Linked DNA regions of Homo sapiens: region 2 is linked to region 1. The links are chromatin contacts, found by Hi-C or POLR2A ChIA-PET in ENCODE. All regions are on one chromosome and are shown on one strand. Each heading gives the region's core, a stretch centred on a gene start or an enhancer-like site at or near the end of the contact. The rest is flanking DNA. Distances are from core to core; before and after follow the strand shown.

Region 1 (4,784 bases), core at 1,315-3,814:
TAGATCACTGGCAAACAGCAGGCAGTCATAACTCTAAGAAGAGGGCCTTTGTTAGTTCATGGAGGTCTGGGGGTTTGCAGGTCCTGGGCCCTCTGTCTCATCTGACACTCCTGGCTTCTTGAGTAAGGCTCCCCAAATCATTGAAAGCGGGCAATTGCAACTCCCTGTTGATGAGTTTTTCTCTAAATTTAAAGAGAGAATTCAGTTGCAGAATTCCAGTGGCTTTGGTGTAGCCATGAGGTTTGGAATACGGCCAAGTGAAGGTGGAAATAAGTAGCTTCTGCAGTCTTTATGTATTTAGAGAATCATTGAAACAGGCATTGGAAAATGGGGATTCTTGGACAGTGATTCCCAAATCTGACAGTACATCAGAATCACCTGAGATACAAAGGCAGATTGCCAGACCCCACCTCACAGATTCCTTTTCTGAGGGTCTGAGAGTGTTGTGGAATCAGGGCCCTGATGGCCGAGGGAAGCAGGTCACCTAGGACACAAGATTTAAGGAGACACTCACTCTCAGAGTTGTACAGTACAGGGTCAGCACCCCACAAACAGTGCCTCCTTAAATTTCATGTTCCAGCCTTCTGGCTCGCCTGACCCTAGTCCCAGACCCACTGGGGATCTGTATTTTAACGAGTATCCCTGTCCCGGTCTGATGTAACCAGTACTAATATTTGGGAGCCACAGCTCTAGGACAAGCGTTCTCAGTACTTGGAAGATACACGTGCTGTCCCTAATGTCCGCTGCCTGCCATCCAGCACTTTACACTTGTAGTAGTTCCCTGGAGGTCCAAAGAGTGGTTTTGACTGACCTTTATTTGAAAAAGGAAACAGCTCTTTGGAGGCCTTCTTTTAATTATCCTAACAATAGCCATCATTTTACTGGGTGTCTACTAAGGGGCAGGCATTGTGCTAGGCATGTTATATGTGAATCATGTCTTTTGCCTCAGACTAATCCAAAGAGAGATGTACTACTGTTGTCTCCATTTTTAGATGAGGAATGTGAGGCTCAGACAGATTGAGTTGACCAAGGAGACCCAGCTAGGAAATGGCAGAACCAGAATTTTTTTCTTTTTTTCTTTTTGAGACGGAGTCTCGCTCTGTCGCCTGGGCTGGAGTGCAGTGGCGCGATCTGGGCTCACTGCAAGCTCTGCCTCCTGGGTTCACGCCATTCTCCAGCCTCAGCCTCAGCCTCCTGAATAGCTGGGACTACAGGCGCCTGCCACCATGCCCGGCTAATTTTTTGTATTTTTTAGTAGAGACGGGGTTTCACTGTGTTAGCCAGGATGGTCTTGATCTCCTGACCTCGTGATCCGCCCGCCTCGGCCTCCCAAAGTGCTGGGATTACAGGTGGGAGCCACTGCGCCCAGCCAGAATTTTTATTTTTATTTTTTAATGATTCTGATTTTTATTATCAGGTCAGAACAAATGAAATAGCAGCAAAACGGTCTGTCATATATTCTGGTTTTCACTGGTCCTCAGGCCAGGCAGGCTAGAATGTAAATTCAGGCCTGATCTCAGGGTCTACCATTAAGTGCTGTATCACACAACCTATTTCTTGCTTTGACTAAACAGAGGAACCCAACACAAGCCCTTCCATTGGTCCTTCTCAGACTGTCTGCCTCGCTTTGAAATCTCCAGGTAACCCCCTGTTCCTGGCGTCTTACACTGGGACCAAACATGGCACCCCAGATTGCTTCGGCTTGTTTCTTTGCTGTTTGTTTCAATAGGGTTTGCTGGCCCATCGAGCCATGGCACACAGAGGAGGGGCACAGGTGGCCCTCAGCAGGGGCAGAGAGTTATCCTTCCTTAAGCTGTTTGCTGATTAACTCCCTTCTCTGCTGAAACCAGACAAGAGGAACTCAAGAGTCAGCAGGGCTCAGAAGCCCCAATTAATGTGTAGTCCAACTGGGTCAGGGGGAGTGACCCTGTGCAGTGGCCCTTTTTTGTTTTTTTGTTTTTGTTTTATTTTCCCCAGGAGCATGTGTGCCCCCACCTTACTAGAGTAGAGTTCCGCACACTGGGAGGAGGGATTCCAGCCCCCAGCCGAGGGAGTTAGAGCTCCTGTGAAGCACAGGCCTGTCTAGTCGGTCCCTTCCTCCCTGGCCTGCTGGCTGGGCTCTGGCTGGTGTTAAGTTGCCCCAAATACCCAGTCTCCTGTTTCACATCCTTAGGCAAAGATCCCATGGCCAAGGTGCCCTTTCGGCTTAGCTTTCCCACCGGCTGCTTGCAGACAGATAAGCTTCTAACAGTAGGGAAGGGGGAAGGTCGGAGGTGGGCAGAATGCTGAGCAGACCCCTTTGTCTGCAGGCATAGTGGGCTCTGCAGCTCCCCAGTATCGTGTTGGATGGGGCAGGCCCTGGGTGGTGACCAGCTGCCTGTCCCCAATCCTCCACTTCTTTAGTGGCAGGTGGAACATGGCTTGGCTGGGGCACAATCGTACATATGCTCCGGCTTTACCTTGGGGTGGAAATTGGAGGCTGAAAGTTTGTAAGTGTTGAGAGGCAAGCAAACTCTGTGTTTGTGTGAGCTGGAGAATGCAGGGGCTGCCTGAGCCAGGCTCTGTCTCTGCAGAGTCTGCCCTGGCTGTGCCAGACTCCCTGTCCAGACCTCTCAGAGATGTTTCATTCCTTGGGCTGGGTTGAACTGAGACATAGCCCTGCCGCGAGACAGGAGGGAGAAGGAGCCAGTGGACAGAATGTTCTCATGCCTGGATGCACCAGCCACAGCACAGACTGGGGCCTTGGGAATTAAGATGAAACCTCTCCTGTTTCTTTAGCCAGTCAATATCTTTAGTAACAAATGAGATTACTGCCTGGATGAACTGGTTTTAATTTACCTTTCTAAAGTGATAAATGTGCTTAAAATGAATATGGGAGTGACGAGGAAGTTTGCACAGTTCACTTCACTGGTCTCACTTCTTTGGGGAATGAACATGAACTCTTGGACCTGAATTCCCACCTCCTCCTCTCTTCCTGTCACTTGTAACCAAGTATCTGAAACCTGCTGGCTATAGGAATTATTACATTATGTGGAGTACTTGATATCCCAGACAGTCCCCAAGGAGAGGTCCCCCATCATGGCTTCCAAAGATAACCTTGGATGTAGGTACCAGAGTGACAGAACCCAGAAACTGGGCCTCTGTGTATAAGTTGGTCTTGAGTGTCCAGAGGCTGTTTTAAAATGTGTACAGAAAGGTAGCAATTAAATGTTTGTCTTGGAATAACCCTGGCCTCTGAATTTTCCCAGAAGCCCTAGCCTGGGGAAGATGATTAAAAATAGATCTGAGTAGCACTTCCTGCTTGGCAGATGGCTGATAGCAAATGCTAGGCTTGTGGCTGACCTTTCCTTTCTGAAATCTCCTCTGTTTCCATGATGCTAATTGAGTCCCTCTCTAGGCCCAATCAAAGACTCCTTAGCTGGTTGCAAAAAAGTAAAATACAAAAAGCATGGCTTGCTGTCCTGGCTGGGCTCAGTTCATGGAGCAACATGAAAGTGCTGGAATTTGCATGGAAACACCCACTCTGTGGTCTAACCGGCTGGTCCTTGTTTAGAAACTAACAAGTTCTGCTTTCAGATTTACTGCCCAGTGCTGCTAAGGATCCCACACCCTCTCCGCTCCCTTCAGTAAGGAAATATTTGTGCATTGAAGAGTGATAAGAATGCCCTGTGTTTAGATGTGGGCACAATAGACAATGCTCACCACACAAAGCAGATGCCTAAGAGAGGCAGGAGCCTTGTAAGATGTGTGTCCTAGGACTGACTCTGTCCCCATCCACTGTTGCCTTTCCTCATACCCAAGGTGGTTGTGAGAAGTTAAAGTAAATAGTGCTTATGACAATGCCCCGAGGCAGTATCAGAACATGGGACATACAGTGTAGTGTTGTTATTATTATTTTAATTTTTTGACATGGGCTCTGTTGCCCAGTCTGGAGTGCAATGGCATGGTCTCGGCTCACTGCAACCTCTGCCTCCCAGGCTCAAGTGATTCTCCTGCCTCAGCCTCCTGAGTAGCTGGGATTACAGGCGTGTGCCACCACACACAGGTAATTTGTATTTTTAGTAGAGACAGGGTTTCACCGTGTTGGCCAGGCTGGTCTTGAACTGACCTCGTGATCCACCTGCCTCAGCCTCCCAAAGTGCTGGGATTACAGGCGTGAGCTGCTGTGCCCAGCCTATTTTTATTATTATATGTTGCAAACATCTCAGGGCCACCATTGATTTCTCCTCGAGTTGTTATTCTCCGTAGGAAAGAGATGGGGATGTAGCTGGACTGTACTGAGGAGTCCTTAGCAGCAAAACAGATGCACTTCCAGCTGCTTAATCATGATAGGTGGAGTAGGTTGCCGGGGGCTTCTGCTGGCTTTCAAGGCCTCACAGCCTCTTTGACCTTACTTCCTCTTCATGAAAGCCCTCTGCTGTGATCAGCCCTCCTACAGCGCTCTCATCTCCTCCTGTCCCATCCATCTTCTCTGAACTCCTTTAACAGCCATAATTTATTGCCGCGATTTATACTGCTTTAGACTTAATGTATTTTAGTCCCGTTTTCTAGGTGGCTAGATGGACTAGCTATATACTCTCTGCGGTGCCCAGCAAGGCTCCGGACATGGCTGCTCATTAGATATTTGTTGATTGATCATCATGGAGACACAATATTTCTTCATGTGGCCCTATCACAACATTCTGAGTCACTCCCTTCTTGTTGGACACTTGGGTTTCCCTGTAATTTTTTTTACCATCAGAGATCGCTTTAGTGGGACTCAAAGCTGTTTTGCTCAGGAGATG
Region 2 (4,754 bases), core at 700-3,199, 36 kb after region 1:
TATATTTCTTTTGAGGGGAAAAAATGTTGTTTTCATTTGCTCAAAATGATTTTAAAAGATAAAAAAAATCCAGACCCTTGCCCACATGAAAATGACTAAGGTATTCTAACACATGACAACATCTTTATGGAGCCATTCAGAGGTAATTCTCCAGGGTAGCTTGGAACAAGCCAAGGATTGAAAAAGTTCATGTTGCATATAAGGTACCTGTAATTCCCAATGATAAAGAATTTTATATATATATATATATATATATATATATATTTTTTTTTTTTTTTTTTTTTTTTTTTTTTGAGACTGAGTTTTGCTCTTGTTGCCCAGGCTGGATGCAATGGTGCGATCTCGGGTCACCGCAACCTCCACCTCCTGGGTTCATGCAGTTCTCGTGCCTTAGCCTCCCAAGTAGCTGGCATGTGCCACCACACCTGGCTAATTTTGTATTTTTAGTAGCGATAGGGTTTCTCCATGTTGGTCAGACTGGTCTTGAACTCCCAACCTCAGGTGATCCGCCCGCTTCGGCCTCCCAAAGTGCTGGGATTACAGGCGTGAGCCACCGTGCCTGGCGAGTTATATTTATTTTCAATTAAAATAATGTTAATGATGTATCCCGAGCTCATGAGCTCAGAAATCAACAGAGTCAAGTGGAAAGAACCTTGGCTTTGGGGTTGGACAGATGGATTTGAAGCCTGGCTGCATGTTTACACATTTATCACTTTGAGAAAGTCACTGCAATTATGAGGTCTCGTTTCCATCATCTGTAAATAGGGAACACCAGCAACCATGTAAGTTATCGTGAGGTCAAATATAATGACAGCCATAAAGTGCCCAGCACAAATGGGTCTCCGCAAGTGTCACTTGTCTTTTTACTGATTGATTGGAACTCACTGTGGTGAACACTGTGAGCACATAGGATATGTAGGATTCAGCACTCATCCCTCTGAGCCCACCTCTACACAGGGGACTGACACCCAGAGAAGTGAAGTAATCGTGGTTACTGGGCCTAATAAGCAGCAGCCCTGTTAGGCAATGAAGCTAGTGGTCCTTGCACCATACTGCTTGCTTTTACTTCTAGAGGAGAGTGTACGTTTATGGAAAGAAGAAAGGTAGGGGGACATCAGCTAGAAAAATCATCCTTGAATTTTACGCTAATCCTCTCTGGTGGTCTTCAGTACAGCAAAATGCACTCATCATCCCTGCACTCTGGTCTGGCATGCAGGTAACGTGCTGGAGAGGAGGAGGCCCAATGCTGTCAAATTCACTCACCTCCCCAGCTTCCCCTGGACGTGTCTGCCTCAAATTCTGAGCCACTTCGCCAGAGCAAGGCCACGCAAGCAAAGCAACCAAGCAGTCGAATCGGGGATGTTTTATTTATGGCTTTAATAATGAAGCCTCTTGGGGAAATTTTAGTTTCCCATTCCCAGAAGCGAAAATGCGTCTACAGAATGTTCTTAAAATTTATTACTGTTTATGTTTTTTCCTACCACAGTCTTTGCACCACCTTAATAGAGTTTAAAACATCCCTTCCCAAAGTAGACAGGATGATCTGTGCTGTCATTCATTTGGCTGGTTCTTGACCAAGCCAGCACACTTAAAAATTGAAAATACAGGTTGATAATGCTGCTGCTGATGACCTAATCCTATGTTGAACCTGTTGTGGTTATTATTAAAACTGCTGCTAATTCAACAGGACCTTGTTTTGGCACTGCCCAGTTCTCAGTCATTTATTTCCAGGGCAGCTGGAAGAACTGCACCCATATCTCTTGGAGGCACTCAGGCTTGAAGCTGTTTCCATGGAGACGAGACATACCCAAGGTTCAGATTTCATTTCGTTTTAGATCTCAATGATATTAGAAAAGAAATAGTTTACTGGCGAGAATTCTCAGCCATCTGAGAGAGGAGGCTGGAGGGAAAAGAGAGCCGCTGACCTCCTGGAGCCCTTGCTGTAGGAGGGACCGCTTTGGGAGTTTTTGTTTAACAAGGGAGAGTGGGTAGTCATCCTGCAAAGAAAAGGTCAGCGTTCTCTCAGAAGTAACTGGCATGGACTTTCTGAGTCCAGTGCATCAGACATTTCCTCTTGCCTTGGGTAAACCCAGGTTTAGCCTGAGGGAGGCTTGCTTGAAAAAGCAAGCAGTGGGACGAGGCAGACAGAACTCAACATAAGAATGCCTGTTGTTGTTTTTTTTTTTTTTTGGAGACAGTCTCACTGTGTCATCCAGGCTGGGGTGCAGTGGCACGATCTCAGCTCACTGCAACCTCTGCCTCCTGGGTTCAAGCGATTCTCCTGCCTCAGCCTCCTAAGTAGCTGGGATTACAGATGTGTGCCACCATGCCCAGCTAATTTTTGCATTTTTAGTAGAGATGGGGTTTCACCATGTTGGCCAGGCTGGTCTCGAACTCCCGACATCACCCACCTGCCTCAGCCTCCTATGGTGCTGGGATTACAGGCTTGAGCCACCACGCCTGGTGGAGAATGCCTGCAAAAGACTTTTCTACCAGTGGGCATGAGACGCACAGGCATGTGGTTTAAAACTCGGGCACCAGAGTCAGACCTGGTTCTGTTGCTAGTTAGATGTGTGACCATGGATAGATCAGTTACCTTCCTTTTTTTTTTTTAAGAGATAGGGTTTTGGTCTGTCACCCAGGCCACTGGAGTGCAGTGGCATTGTCATAACTCATTGCAGCCTCAATCTCCTGGGCTCAAGCTATTCATCTCGGCCTCCCAAGTAGCTGGGACTACAGGCCTGCACCACCACACCCGGCTAATTTTTGTATTTTTATTTTTGTAGAGATAGAGTCTCACTATGTTGCCCAGGCCTCAAATGATCCTCCCACATTGGTCTCCCAAAGTACTGGGGTTAAAGGCGTGAGCCACCACACCTGGCCAGATCAGTTACCTTCTGAGACTCAGTTGACCCATCTATAAAAAGGGGTTACAGGCCGGGCACAGTGGCTCATGCCTGTAATCCCAGCACTTTGGGAGGCCAAGGTGAGTGGATTGTTTGAGCCCAGGAGTTTGAGACCGGCCTGGGCAACATAGTGAGACCCTGTCTCTACAAAAAAATTAAAAAATTAGCCAGGCATGGTGGTGTACACCTGTAGTTCCAGCTACTTGGGGGGCTGAGGTGGGAGGACTGCTTGAGCCTGGGAGGTTAAGGCTGCAGTGAGCTATGATTGTGCCACTGCACTCCAGCCTGGGCAAGAGAGCAAGACCTTATTTCAAAAAAAAAAAGAGTTACTGTGAGGACTAAGTGAGATCATGCACATAGAGAAAGCCTGGCACTGTATAGCTGAAGAAATGGTCATGATTTTTGCTTCAGTAGTGTGAGGGCAAGGCATGGATTTATGTTACTCAAAGTAGAAAATGCATGTGAAAGCCGGGCATAGTGGCTCATGCCTGTAATCCTAGTACTTTGGGAGGCTGAGACGGGTGGATCACCTGAGGTCAATTTTTTTGTAGAGACAGGGTCTCACTATGTTGCCCAGGCTGGTCTCAAACTCCTGGGCTCAAACAGTCCACTCACCTTGGCCTCCCAAAGTGCTGGGATTACAGGCATGAGCCACTGTGCCCGGCCTGTAACCCCTTTTTATAGATGGGTCAACTGAGTCTCACAAGGTACGAGACCATCCTGGCCAACATGATGAAACCGTGTCTCTACTAAAAATACAAAAAAATTAGCTGGGCATGGTGGCGTATGCCTGTAATCCCAGCTACTTGGGAGGCTGAGGCAGGAGAATCGCTGGAACCTGGGAGGCAGAGGTTGCAGTGAGCCAAGATTGCACCACTACACTCCAGCCTCGGCGACAGAGCAAGACTCCATCTCAAAAAAAAAAAAAAAAAAAAAAGAAAAAAAGAAAATGTATGTGAAACACTGCACAGAGGAGAGGGATTCTTAATATCATGGATGATAATGATCCCTTTTTTCTCATGTACTTTTTTTTTTTAACTTTTAGGTTCAGGAGTACATGTGAAGGTTTGTTACATAGGCAAACTCATGTTACAAGGGTTTGTTATATAGATTATTTCACCACCCAGGAATTAAGCCCAGTACCCAATAGTTGTCTTTTCTGCTCCGCTCCCCGCTCCCATCCTCCACCCTCAAGTATACCCCAGTGTCTGTTTCCTTCTTTGTGTTCTAAGTTCTCATCATTTAGCTCCCAGCATGTTCTTTCTAAACATGTTTTATTTTATATTTCTTTCCAGGGAATTTGGCAAATGCTAAATATCCCCAAAGACAATCACTCACACATTCTTTCAACAAATATTTATGAGCTAGGCTTTATGCTAGGGATAAACAGACAAGGTCTCTGCCCTTAGGGAGTTTTCTCAGTCCCCCTGGGAATGCTTATGCAAAAAGGGGAGTGGGTAGTTGCCCAGTGAAGGAAAGATCTGTGTTGCCACAGCAGTTACTGGTTGGACTAGAAAGTAAAGTTCTAGAAAGGCTTCCCATGGGCCTTGCCACCATGGCCCCTCTTCCACTGGGTCCCTGCAGCACTTGGCCCAGGCCTCTGGTATGGTCCTTATCGAGTTGTATTATCTGTGTCCCTCCCTAGCCCTTCTTTGAGGGCAGGGACCCAGACTCTTTTCTTTTTAGAGACAGCGTCTTGTTCTGTTGCCCAGCCTGGAATGCAGTGGCATGTTCACAGCTCACTGTGGCCTTGACCTCCTGGGCTCAAGTGATCCTCCCACCTCAGCCTCCCAGTGGGATTACAGGCGTGAGCCACTGTGCCCAGCCCAGACTCTTTCTTTACAGCTA

Evidence for each region. A loop is a pair of places that touch in the nucleus more often than their neighbours do. ChIA-PET counts read pairs that join two places held with the same protein, here RNA polymerase II (POLR2A). Pooled maps may share reads with other maps.
Region 2: a loop to region 1 is called in a map of PC-9, with 4 times the contacts of the local background. The contact joins two enhancer-like sites. A Hi-C loop is called at or near these places in 5 of 168 maps with a recorded cell type or tissue (Caco-2, IMR-90, K562 and 2 more) and 4 of 50 pooled maps. POLR2A ChIA-PET finds 5 or more read pairs at or near these places in 8 of 52 experiments (B cell, CD4-positive, alpha-beta T cell, CD8-positive, alpha-beta T cell and 5 more).

What each region holds. Positions count from the first base shown.
Region 1 is chr17:59,368,992-59,373,775 of GRCh38, forward strand. All of the region lies in intron 2 of YPEL2 (yippee like 2), which reads left to right. Among named protein-coding and RNA genes, the nearest start is that of MIR4729, 5.3 kb to the left of the region's middle. RefSeq lists enhancers at 651-1,152, 1,153-1,652. Within about 2 kb of position 2,565, at least 29 of the 41 ENCODE cell types and tissues checked have a DNase peak (open chromatin) inside an H3K27ac peak, as active enhancers do.
Region 2 is chr17:59,405,194-59,409,947 of GRCh38, forward strand. No RefSeq gene overlaps it. Among named protein-coding and RNA genes, the nearest start is that of MIR4729, 41 kb to the left of the region's middle. Within about 2 kb of position 1,950, at least 4 of the 41 ENCODE cell types and tissues checked have a DNase peak (open chromatin) inside an H3K27ac peak, as active enhancers do.